2 separate regions of the Homo sapiens genome follow, and region 1 is linked to region 2. Evidence: read pairs that join two places in POLR2A ChIA-PET (ENCODE). Cell type or tissue: PC-9. All regions are shown on one strand. Each heading gives the region's core, and the rest is flanking DNA. Links, peaks and the distances in the headings are about the cores only.

What was found. Peaks named below come from ENCODE experiments on the same cell type or tissue, not always from the same donor. Only the 100,000 strongest peaks of a DNase experiment are listed, where the experiment ranks them.
Region 1: POLR2A ChIA-PET joins it to region 2 with 16 read pairs; 1 of 35 experiments calls an interaction of 5 or more read pairs at or near these places.

The regions. Positions count from the first base shown.
Region 1 is chr11:68,086,906-68,091,905 of GRCh38, forward strand. The region is part of intron 2 of CHKA (choline kinase alpha); the gene reads right to left. Among named protein-coding and RNA genes, the nearest start is that of CHKA, 32 kb to the right of the region's middle. In PC-9, for the core only: no CTCF peak of the experiment used is centred there; no DNase peak of the experiment used is centred there; H3K27ac peaks cover 1,788 bases.
Region 2 is chr11:68,523,555-68,529,807 of GRCh38, forward strand. All of the region lies in intron 2 of PPP6R3 (protein phosphatase 6 regulatory subunit 3), which reads left to right. Among named protein-coding and RNA genes, the nearest start is that of PPP6R3, 66 kb to the left of the region's middle. In PC-9, for the core only: no CTCF peak of the experiment used is centred there; a DNase peak (open chromatin) is centred at 2,587.

The sequences.
Region 1 (5,000 bases), core at 1-5,000, 440 kb before region 2:
AACCCGGGAGGCGGAGCTTGCAGTGAGCAGAGATCGTGCCACTTCACTCCAGCCTGGGCGACAGAGCGAGACTCCGTCTCAAAAAAAAAAAATGTCATTTAAAACATCTTTAACACCCAAAACATTTATCTTCAAAGTATCTTTAAACGTCCAATACTACATGAGCTGCTGTGAGACAGATTTTAAAAAGTGATGAATCAGCTACAAAGAATAGCATGTCATCAATAGCAAAATAAATTGGAAATGCTATTTAAGAAACGAAATCATTATCAATTATGGATAATATAATATGAGCCAGGCATGGTGGCTCACATTGGTAACCTTAGCACTTTGGGAGGTTGAGGGGGGCGGATCATTTGAGGTCAGGAGTTCAAAACCATCCTGGCCAACATGGTGAAACCCAATCTCTACTAAAAATACAAAAAAATTAGCCGGGTCTGGTGGCAAGTGCCTGTAATCTCAGCTACTTGGAAGGCTGAGGCGGGAGAATCGCTTGAACCTGGGAGGCAGAGATTGTAGTGAGCCAAGATCACACCACTGCACTCCAGCCTGGGCAATAGAGTGAGACTTCATCTCACACACACACACAAAAAAATCATAATATAGAATAGAAATAGGTACTATGTTAAATATAATGGTGGCTGCTGAACTAAAATGATATATAAATAAGAGTACAGGTTTTTTATAGAAAAAAAATTGTGCCATCCATTTTTTAATAGAAAAAAAGAAAAATACACACAAAAAAAGAAAATTAAGAAACATGGATGACATTCTCTTCTTCCTACCACCCCTTCCTCACCAAAAAATAACTAAATGGATCATTCAGCTTACTGTCTCTTTTAAAGGCTTTACATAAAACGGTAGATTGATTGTGACCTTTTAAAAATGCTTTGAGACCTATAAATAAATAAGTAAGAATAATCCTGTCTGGGTGCAGTGGCTCACGCCTGTAATCCCAGCACGTTGGGAGGCCGAGGTGGGTGGATCACCTGAGGTTGGGAATTTGAGACCAGCCTGACCAACATGGTGAAACCCTGTCTCTACTTAAAATACAAAAATTAGTCAGGTATAGTGGCACATGCCTGTAATCCCAGCTACTCAGGGGACTGAGGCATAAGAATCGCTTGAACCTGAGAGGCAGAGGTTGCCGCGAGCTAAGATCACGCCATTGCACTCTAGCTTGGGCGACAGTGGGAGGCTGTCTCAAAAAAAAAAAAAAAAAAAAAAAAAAAATTCCTACTGTTAGCTAGACTCAGTTTCCTCAGTTTCTAGGATATGTAAATTTTGGTCTCGGAAAATAATCCATCTTTCTACTAATCTGGTATTATCTTCCTGAGCTGAGTACTGAAACAACTCCCAGGTCATCGTATTCACCCTGAGAATAGGAGGATATGGTGCATCATTCGGATTCAATTCAGTAGCTGTGATGCCCATTTGGTCTTGGAGTGGCATGAACTTCTTTACTGTGTAGCCTGTGGCTTCGGAGACCCTTAATACCCACCCTGGTTATCTCACCACACTCAACCCTCTAGGAGAGAAATAATTTTTAATACAGGGGTGGCATCTGTTATAATCCCTGGCCTGCCAAGTCCCTGTTGATGATGAAGCTATGTTCCATCTCAGGAGAGGTGGGGCAGGAAAAAGCATGAGAACCATGACTCTATAGAATGTGTTCAATTCTATAGAATTGAAAGAGTTATGTGACTCTTTCAATTAACATTTTGCAGTATATTTTCTTGGCAATATGTTTTCTTCTCAGAGTTATCATGGACCCTAACCTTACTTCTTCCTGATTTCTATGAAAAAAAATGAAATCATCCCGTATTTCTTGCTTTTATGGTTTCTTACAGCATTCTTTCTCGAACTCCTGACCTCAGTGATCCAACTCGCCTCAGCCTCCCAAAGTGCTGGGATTACAGGTGTGAGCCACTATGCCCGGCCACTTTTAGCACTTTCTGAAAACATTTTACAGAACACATTAAAATGTGAGATCTCAATGCAATGATTTAAAGTATAGCTTATGTGATTATTTAATAAGCACATATGAATTACAAGAATTTAAACAGATAAGTGATTTCTAACATTTTATGGTAGTCTCTAGAGTGTCTTCAATTATCCCAAGGACCAGCCTAAAACACCTTGATCTTTTTGGACATTAATAATTTCAAAATTGGATGACTTGATGAATATCCGTAGGAAACTAGAACTTCTAAAACACTTTAGGCAACACAAGCCAGCAGAAAGACAGGTGAGTGGAAGCCCAGGTTTTAAAAAGGCCTATTTCAGGACCTTCTCAAAATCTATGTCTGATCTAGGGCAACCTGCTGACCCAACACTCCTCAGACTTCCAAGACTAAATAAAATACCCTCCCTCTAAGTATCCCAAAGGTTGACTTGCAAGCAACACTTTTACGGGAAGTGTGCCTTCACTACATCAAGTCAGCACTGCAGAGCTCCCTAAGGTCTCAGGTACCCAGCTAAGACATATGAAAGTATACTGACTGGTAAGGACAAAGAAGAAGGTTTGTTTCTAATTCTGACCAAAATATCAAAATATATATGGTGTCTCCTTAATGCTGGAAGTGATATGAAGGAAGAACTTGATTACTTCAATTAAGTTATCAAGTTGAGGCCCATAAATTTCTAAAATTCCTAAATGTTTGTCATTTTCTACTGAGGAAACAGAAGAAAGGAATCTGATTTGCTTTGGACAAAAAAAATAAGTGATATATTTATTACACAACATTCTGAAATCTTAATCACTGTACCTCTTTAAGCACAGCACAAACTGTAGCTGGTGCTACTTAACAAGCATTACAACTTTCTTTTTTAAAAGCAATTCTTGAATCCAAGAACTAAAAGAAAGAAATTAAAGCTGTAGAGAATGCTCCAACTTCAGAGGTCTCATACTATACCGTGAATCGTGTCTGTCACCTGGAAACCAGAGTGCTCCAGGCACGATCGCATGGACAAGCCTGCAGCAGAGAACACATGCACATACAGCTAAAGTGGTACATTACCCCCAACGCCCTTCACTCCACCCAACATAAAGACATTCCTTCCCAAAGAGGGGTGGGCTGCGGTCAAACCATCGTTCCATGGACCAGAAATCCGCATTGGCTTCATGCTATAAATCCCAAACATTTAATACCAGCAAGACAAAGACACTCTGAATATGTAAAAATTAGACATAGTAGTCTGTGGTTTATTTGGTTATCAAAAGAAGGCACCAAAGCAGGTATGGAAGGACTATTGGTAGTAATTTGGCAACTATCTTGGGAGAGTATCAGCTAAAGAAATATTAGGTTAGACCAAATGGGAACGCACAACACTAGAAAAATGTTTTACTTCTGAGAAGGAAGTTTTGACTGCCTTAGGAACACAGAATTAAACCATACTCAAAAGTATAAGGGAATTTTTTTAAAGCAGAGTGAACAGAACAACTTAAATTCCTAATGATCCTAACACAATGAGGAAAACAGTGGCAATTCATAGAATTCAGTTACCAGGGACATGACTCCTTCAAGGAGTACCAGCAATGCTGGTCTTTGCATGGTGTGACCTTAGTAACATAAAGAAATAGGTTTTAGCAGCTGATTTCTCAGTAGCTGGTAGTTTAATATTAACTATTTATGAGTTATTCCATATTTTATTGTGGCTTAATTTTTAATTAAACTGGGGCTAAGAGAAAATAGGGAGGAAGACATTTGTTTTCTAGATTTAAAAAGGACAGTGTCTCAAATTTGACTCTTTTAAGTTGCTAATACATATCTGCGTTGTGCCTTGATGCCTTTATTATGGTTAGTACTCAAACAAGCACTAATATTAGCCTTCTATTACTCAAAAAACAAACAAAAACAATTTTCCAGACAACATTCAAGAGAGATCTTTGATGTGTATTATAAACGTTCATGCCTGTGAGACCGCTCATAACGGTGAGGCCAAATCTCTCCACTCATGCACAGAAGGAAGTGGCTTAACACAGAGTCACTGTTCTGACAGAGGAAGGGACAAAGCAATCCTCTGAGACTTCCGCCAACTGGCACAGGTTACATTGAATGAACAATACGTACTGACATTTGTGTCTTCCACAATTCATGATAAATAAGCAAACTGGTTATTTGTAATCAGCCAAACTTGCTTCTCTGAAAAGGCTGCTACTGGACGTTGCAGAGCTCATGTTCCTTCCCAGTATCAGAAAGGAAAAAAATCAAGTTACATTTATAGCTAATTTTATACATTTACGCTCTCTTCTAGCAATTCTATCTCTTTCCACAATGCAAAGGCTGAACTATTACTTCTCAAAACTTCTATTAAATTATCCTCCTTTAGTTCAGGGTAGTTTTACAGTTGAGTTTGGTTTTCATAATCTATGTAGCTAATGAAAATAATCTCATTTCCATTAAAATTAAAGACAGTCTATGTAAAACAGACGCTAAATTATACTCACATGCATTAAGATCAGACCAATATTTTTATGTTTAATAATTTCCTACAAATAATATTGTATAGTTGTGTGTGTCTTATCTTGTTCATATTTTCAAAAGGACCCATTCTTGACCTTGCCAAACACAGGAATTTTCATAAGCACCCTAAAACTAACACAAATACTAAACAAAAACTCCAGGATACAGTCAGGAAGTTTGTTTCCGTCTCATCTTAGATAGAAATAGGGGCTAGAAGAGACAGATGTTTGTGGGACAGAAGCTGTGGAGCTGAACCCAATCAGAAAGTTTTACCTTGGCTTTCTGGCACTTAACCCTTAGAGAACTGTACCAAAGAGCAGTCATTTCAGTGTCACTATGGAAATAAAGGAAATCAGACATCTTATAATGCCAAGATGAAGAAAAATGAGAAAGTTGAGAATCATCTAGTTATTTTAAACCAAGTCACCTGTAAATCATTTGCTGATCAAAGAACGTGTAAAATGTTACCACCTCTGATTCTCACAGAGGTAAAATGTTCAAAAGCTAAAAACAAGGAAGAGAAATGGAAAGAAG
Region 2 (6,253 bases), core at 557-5,556:
TACTTCATCTCTGCTACCATGGAACTACACTCAGTACCTTGGGGGGATCTGTCGCACCACTCATTGTGATGGCCTGTGCAGGCCCTAAGGAGAGCCACATTTGTTAAGCTCTGGGAGAATTGCTTTCTTCTATTTCCTACCCATGCCCCCCTGCCCCCCCCCCCCCCTTTTTTTTTTCTCTTGGCCAAGAGGTGGGTGATAGATTATAATATGTTATTCTAAAACTTCTTTTATTTGAATATTGGACTTCCTAAATCGTTTAAGTTTTTTGTCTTTTCATGAATTGTTGGCGTTCTTGGCTGTAGTTTCCTTTTTTCTCCTTTGTCCTTTATTTTGTTGTGTTACTAGAGTTTCCAGAGCAGTGGAGAATGCGTGGGGTTCAACCCACTAAGCATCTGGAAGGTTACATAATCTTTTCTATTTTCTTACTGGAGCTCCATGTCAGCCCAAATGTAGCCATGTATTGTACCTTTTATATCCAATGGATTTTGAGATTTATAAAACAGCATGTTAATCATTTAGTACAACCTTCCTGTCCAGAACAGGAACTCCTTCTGTTCCTATAGAAAATCATTCAGGCTTTGCCAGGGCGCCTCCAATTGAGGGGCCTCTCATGAAGCCACAGACCTCATCTTTAGCAAGTTTTGCTTCTATTGCTTGTAGATAATTTGCACTTTTTACTTACTGGTTCTTATTTCATCCTTGGGTACAGTACAAGACAGGTCTTCTCTTCTAAGCTTTTAAATATATTCAAAGGTAGTTACTTTATCCCTCCAGGTAGTGAGCCTTTCTGCTGTCCTGGCCATCTCTTTGGATGCCATGTGGTTGCCAGACTCTTTGTTTTCCTTCAGAACAGGATATGCTATTTCCTGGTGTGACGTGATGTGCTCAGGGCAGTCCACAGTGGGATTAATTTCTCCTCTGGTCCTAGACATTATTTATCTGTTACTATATTCTGGGATTTCTTTGCTTATTAGTTACATCGTAATATTAGAACTTTCTATTGGACTTATAATGAACTGAAATCTTTGGACTTTTTTGTTTCTTTTCTTCACTTCAGCAGTTTTCTTCTCCCTGGCATTCTTCCTATCTTGTTTTTCAGTTTTTGTCTGAAAAGGACTTTATATTCATTCATGTTAAATAAATTTTTCTTGTTTCGTTGTGTCAAACAGTGTGACTGCTGACTTACCCATTATTAGCTCTTCCTCTTAGCTTTGTGTTTTCTGTGCATTTTGACAAGCCTGTGGCATCCTGTGAATCCATGCCATCAGAGCCCCTGGCCACAAGAGCTGAGCTTGTCCAGAGCTCTTCAGGCTGAATGCCCAGTTGTCTTGTCTGGGAAGTGATTCTCCACCCTGTGCACAGAGGCACATGGTTCCTCTTCCTGAACTTGTCCTGAGAGCCATTGGATTGCAAGGCTGACCTGCCGTTGCTGCCTTCTACAAGCTGAGGCCACACACAGCTGGCTGGGCTGGGGTCATGCTCTTGATGACTGCTTCTTTGACTAGGAAAAGTGCACACTTTGGAGCTAGTCAGACCTGGGTTTGTGTCCCATTTCTGCTAGCATGTTTACTAGCTCTGGTCTTCAGTAGTAAGTCATTTGAACTCTCAGAATTTTAGTTTTTTTCCATCTGCAAAATGAGAACAAAACCTTGAAGGTATGAAGTATCTTGTATCTAAAAGCATGAAGCCCAGAGTCTGGCAGTATGGTAGGCACCTAATAATTGGTAGCTGCTGTTAAAAATTATGTTTCCACCTTTATATAAAGTTGCAGTGTCCAGACAGTTAATGTGATTGTGGAATAGCTAGGAGAGATTGAAGATTGTTTTTCATAAGGAGCTATAAAGACCATTCTCTGTTGAGCTTTTATTCCTGAGCAGTCTCAGTAGTCTATGAATCTACTTTAATTTTTCTTGCACGTTAGGTTGCATACTGTAAAACATTTACAAAAGAAAGAACTTCCTGAAGGTTAACAGTTTATTGCTGCTAGCCTGAAGCTGTTGAGATAGCCCTGAATACTTCAGGGTTATATACAGTCTGATCAAAGTTTGCTAGGGAAGGAAGATTGACGATAATAGCTAAAACTTTAAAAAAACGGGCTTTTGAAAGATTTTTTTGTGACTAAGTTGCCAATCTGTCTTTCATTATAGAATTTGATAGCTCTTAATCTGAAGACTGCTTCTTTTTGACCATTTGCCAAAAGCATCTCAGTGTGCTCCTGAATTTCTACTTGATTAGGAAAGGCCATTTTCTTTGGGTACCTTGTCTGTAAGATATTTGAATAATAAATGACCATTGTCACTTACCTCAAGTTGGGTGAGTTATAAATGGCACATAACTGGGTTTCACTTAATACAAACCACACTGACTTGGATTTTCCAAGCTTTGCCTTCACCACGTTAGTATAGAATTCCCTTTCTAGCCAAGCAGTTTCACCATTTTTCATTTGCTGAGGACCACCTCGTATCTCTTCAGTTTTGGAGACTTAGAAACTTTTTGTGTTGTTGCAAATAGCCATGCCAGTCATAACCATGTTTCCTACTCTCCTCCAGTTACCTGTTGCTTCCTTTCTGATGTTTGACTCATTTGTTCGCTCTTGGAATCCTGCCCAGTTTCAGAAATTCCAAGAATCTTGGATGCTTCAGATGGGAAACCTTTCTAGGGCCTATGAGAATTTACTGATTTTACTTTGACTTACATTTTTTTTTTTTTAAATTTTGAGACAGGGTCTTACTCTGTCAGCCAGGCTGGAGTGCAGTGGCGTGATCTCTGCTTCCCAGGCTCAAGTGATCCTCCCACCTCAGCCTCCTGAGTAGCTAGGACTACAGGTGTGCACCACCATGCCCGACTGATTTTTTGTACTTTCTGTGGTGGAGACAAGATCTCCCTTTGTTGCCTAGGCTGATCTTGAACTCCTGGACTAAAGTGATCCACCTACCACTGTCCCCTCCAAAGTGCTGAGATTACAGATGTGAGCCACTGGGCCTGGCTAACGTTGGCTTTTATCATACCATCTTACCTCTATTCACACACCCTCACCTCCAGCATGCACACGTGCATCTGGAACCAGCTGGGTGTTCCTTGCCTCTCCTCGGTTTCCTTCATCTCTTAAGAAGACAACTGGCAAAAACTCGACTACCATTGTGCCATCCTTATTACTTGCCTTTCCCCACACAACCCCTCAGTCTCACTTCAATGAAACTTGTTCGTAGTAGAAATAACCCATGCTTTGCATATACTTGGACTGAAGTTTTTGAAATTGTGGAAAATAGGCACAGAAATTCCTGTACATTCAAGGTTTCATAATGAGAATTTGTAGAGGAACACGTTACTGTAGTTGCTTTAATTTGAACTAGTTGACAAAAGTAAGGCTGGATTTTTTGGTTGGTGGTTGACTTTAAAAAAGTGAAGTGAATGATAAGGTTGTACATCTTGTCTTGCTGTTAGCATCTTAGCAGTGTATTTGGAGTTAGTACAGGGTGTATATATAGACATTTGCCTTCTGAGGGTTGTGTATTTCCCAGACAGCTTAGAATTCTAAAGGCAAGTATAAATTTGTATCATTTGACACCAAAGTACAGCTCCAGAATGAAGAAAAAGTGGAAATTAGACTTGGAGGAGGCAGAATGCTGGTGACATTGGAGAAGTAATGGTCATTTAGTGTGAAATCTTGTAGCGGATACCTTGGCTTTGAACGTAGAGGCCATTGCAAGGCATCATTTTCTGCTCCGGTGGGCCCCTCTTCATTAGGCTCACCCCTCTCCAATCTGTCTTTCACATTGTTGACAGTTAACGCATTCACACTCCAGATCTGCTCTTGCAGACTCCAGTGTCTGTCTTAGCACCGTGACCAGTCTCTACAGTGCCCCACCTCAGGCGTCTTACCTTCATCCCCTTCTTTCCTGTCCCATATTTAAGTCATATTCACACCTGGCCAGACCCAAAAGAGGTTTGTCCTCTTCCCTCTGTCCTTCACCTTTGTAGGAAATACGAACTCTGTTGAGAGTGTACTAACCACAGCATCAGTGTCATCTCCACGTCACTTCCAATGTCTGCTTTTGTTCAGAATTGTTCTATGTTATTAAAATACTTTGTTGAATCTCTGCTGTAGATATTTTAATGCATACTTTCCTCAGTTAAAACTCACTGGATCTGTCTGCTTCTGCAGCAAGCCTGCACAGTGCCGTGCATTCACACACAGCCCTTTGTGGTCTGGCCTTGTGTTGCCAACCTAATCCTACCACCTACCCAAAGGCTCCTCCTTCCTGTTGTCCTCAGGGCCTTCTCACTGCTGTGACTCCTGAAGCTACTGGGTCTTCCTGTCCACTGCTTTCAGGGAGGCGTCGCCTGGCCTGGAATATGTTATGCAGCTCCATTCATCACCTCCTAAATGCTCCCTGTATTTTGAGGCTCAACTTAGGCTTGATATATAATGAGGCATTTTTGGCCAGGTTGTCCTCCCTTGAGCTACCTTTCTGTGGAACAAGGTTGAAATGTATGCCTGCCTGTCTCTGTTTTCTCTGTTCTCAATTTTATTGTATTTTTCAAGGCTTTAGGGACCATCTGTCATATTACTCCTGTATTCCTTAGCATAATTCATATTAATACTTTAATACCTGTTGATTAATATAGCATATTAAATGGATTTGATTCCTTTATTCTCAAAGAAATGCTTGAAATATCAAAGCAGTTTCAAGTTGAAACTGGAAAAGATTCTGGAATACCTGGGTGGTAGAAAGCTGATTGCTTTTGACACCTTCTTTGGAAGAAGCAGTTGCAGAGATACGATAAAACTGGGTTTGAGTTTGTATTACCCTCTTCTCTAAAGAAATATATTGACTCTAGTAGGCACCTGATATTTGATTTAATTTGTGTGTGTGGGGGGGGGGGCTGCACCTTTATGAAATTGACACTTCACTAAGAATGGAGAAACAGCTACTGCGTGAACTTTCTGTGTTTTGTGGTCTTTTTCCTTAGAAGTTATTGAGAGCTGCTTTTAAAGACCAGCTGCTTTTACTCCTTTGTGTTCCATGTTTCTGCCCCTTCTTGTGAAAATTTCCCTGGGCATTGAGCTTTGCTGTCAGGGGGAAGAGTTTCTCATTAACTTACAACACTAAGAGATAACTTCCGTGGGAGTGACTCTGCTTTTTCCTGTTAATAGACACTTTCCTCCCTGGCCCCTTCTTAGTGGCATGCAGCTTTCAGCATGCCTGGAAGCAGTCACCAGACCCTCCTGGAGCCCATAGTTTCACATTTGGGTCTTGTCAGGCACTGTTCAACTAAGCTTCCTGCATGGGTGAATCCAAGCCTAGAAGGAAGTCCTCAGCCTCCAGGTGTCTGGACACTGCATCAGTAGATGAGCCAGTATGAACAGCCTTGCCTCAGCTTGGTGGTTGAGTACATCCTGTTCCCCAGCCTGCTTATAAACTCGGCCAGAGGTTCGGTGTAAACACGTCTGCCGCTTATGGAATAATCAAGGGATGCTGTGAGGTCTGTTTTCTAGAGGTTGAGTGAGAATTCTAGTTTTTTGTCCACATTAATCAAGTATCTTTGTTTCCCAACATTTTCGAGTGGCCTAGGCATTGTTCCTTCTTCTGAAAATATATTTTGAATTAGCTTATAAAATGAAATCAATTCTCAGAGATATGTACCTGTTTTTGGGTGTGTGTGTGTGTGTTTTTCCAGATGGAGTCTCACTCTGTCTCCCAGGCTGGAGTGCAGTGGCACAATCTCGGCTCACTGCAACCTCTGCCAACCGGGTTCAAGTGATTCTCCTGCCTCAACCTCCCAAGTAGCTGGGATTACAGGCGACTGCCATTGTGCCCGGCTAATTTTTGTATTTTTAGTAGAGATGGAGTTTCACCATCTTGGCCAGGCTGGTCTTGAACTCCTGACCTCATGATCCACCCACCTCAGCTGCCCAAAGTGCTGGGATTACAGGTGTGAGCCACCGCGCCCAGCCGGCATGCATCTGTTTTTAAATTTGGCTCCTTAAGTCTAAACCAGTGATGACCCACCTGTGCCTCTTGATGCAAGATCTAGCTCTTTGCATTATTTCAAGATGAAGGATTTGAAAACTTTCTTGTTATTGCTATAAATGTTTCTAGGTATTAGAGGCTACAAAACAGTTCTCGTTTTCTTGTGATCTACTTTTTTGAGTTGAAGAATATCTGCCCAAGTTGTTACATTTCAAGAATATACATGATATCTCCTGTATATTTCTATTTTAAAAAAGAGGAAAAACATGGCCTAT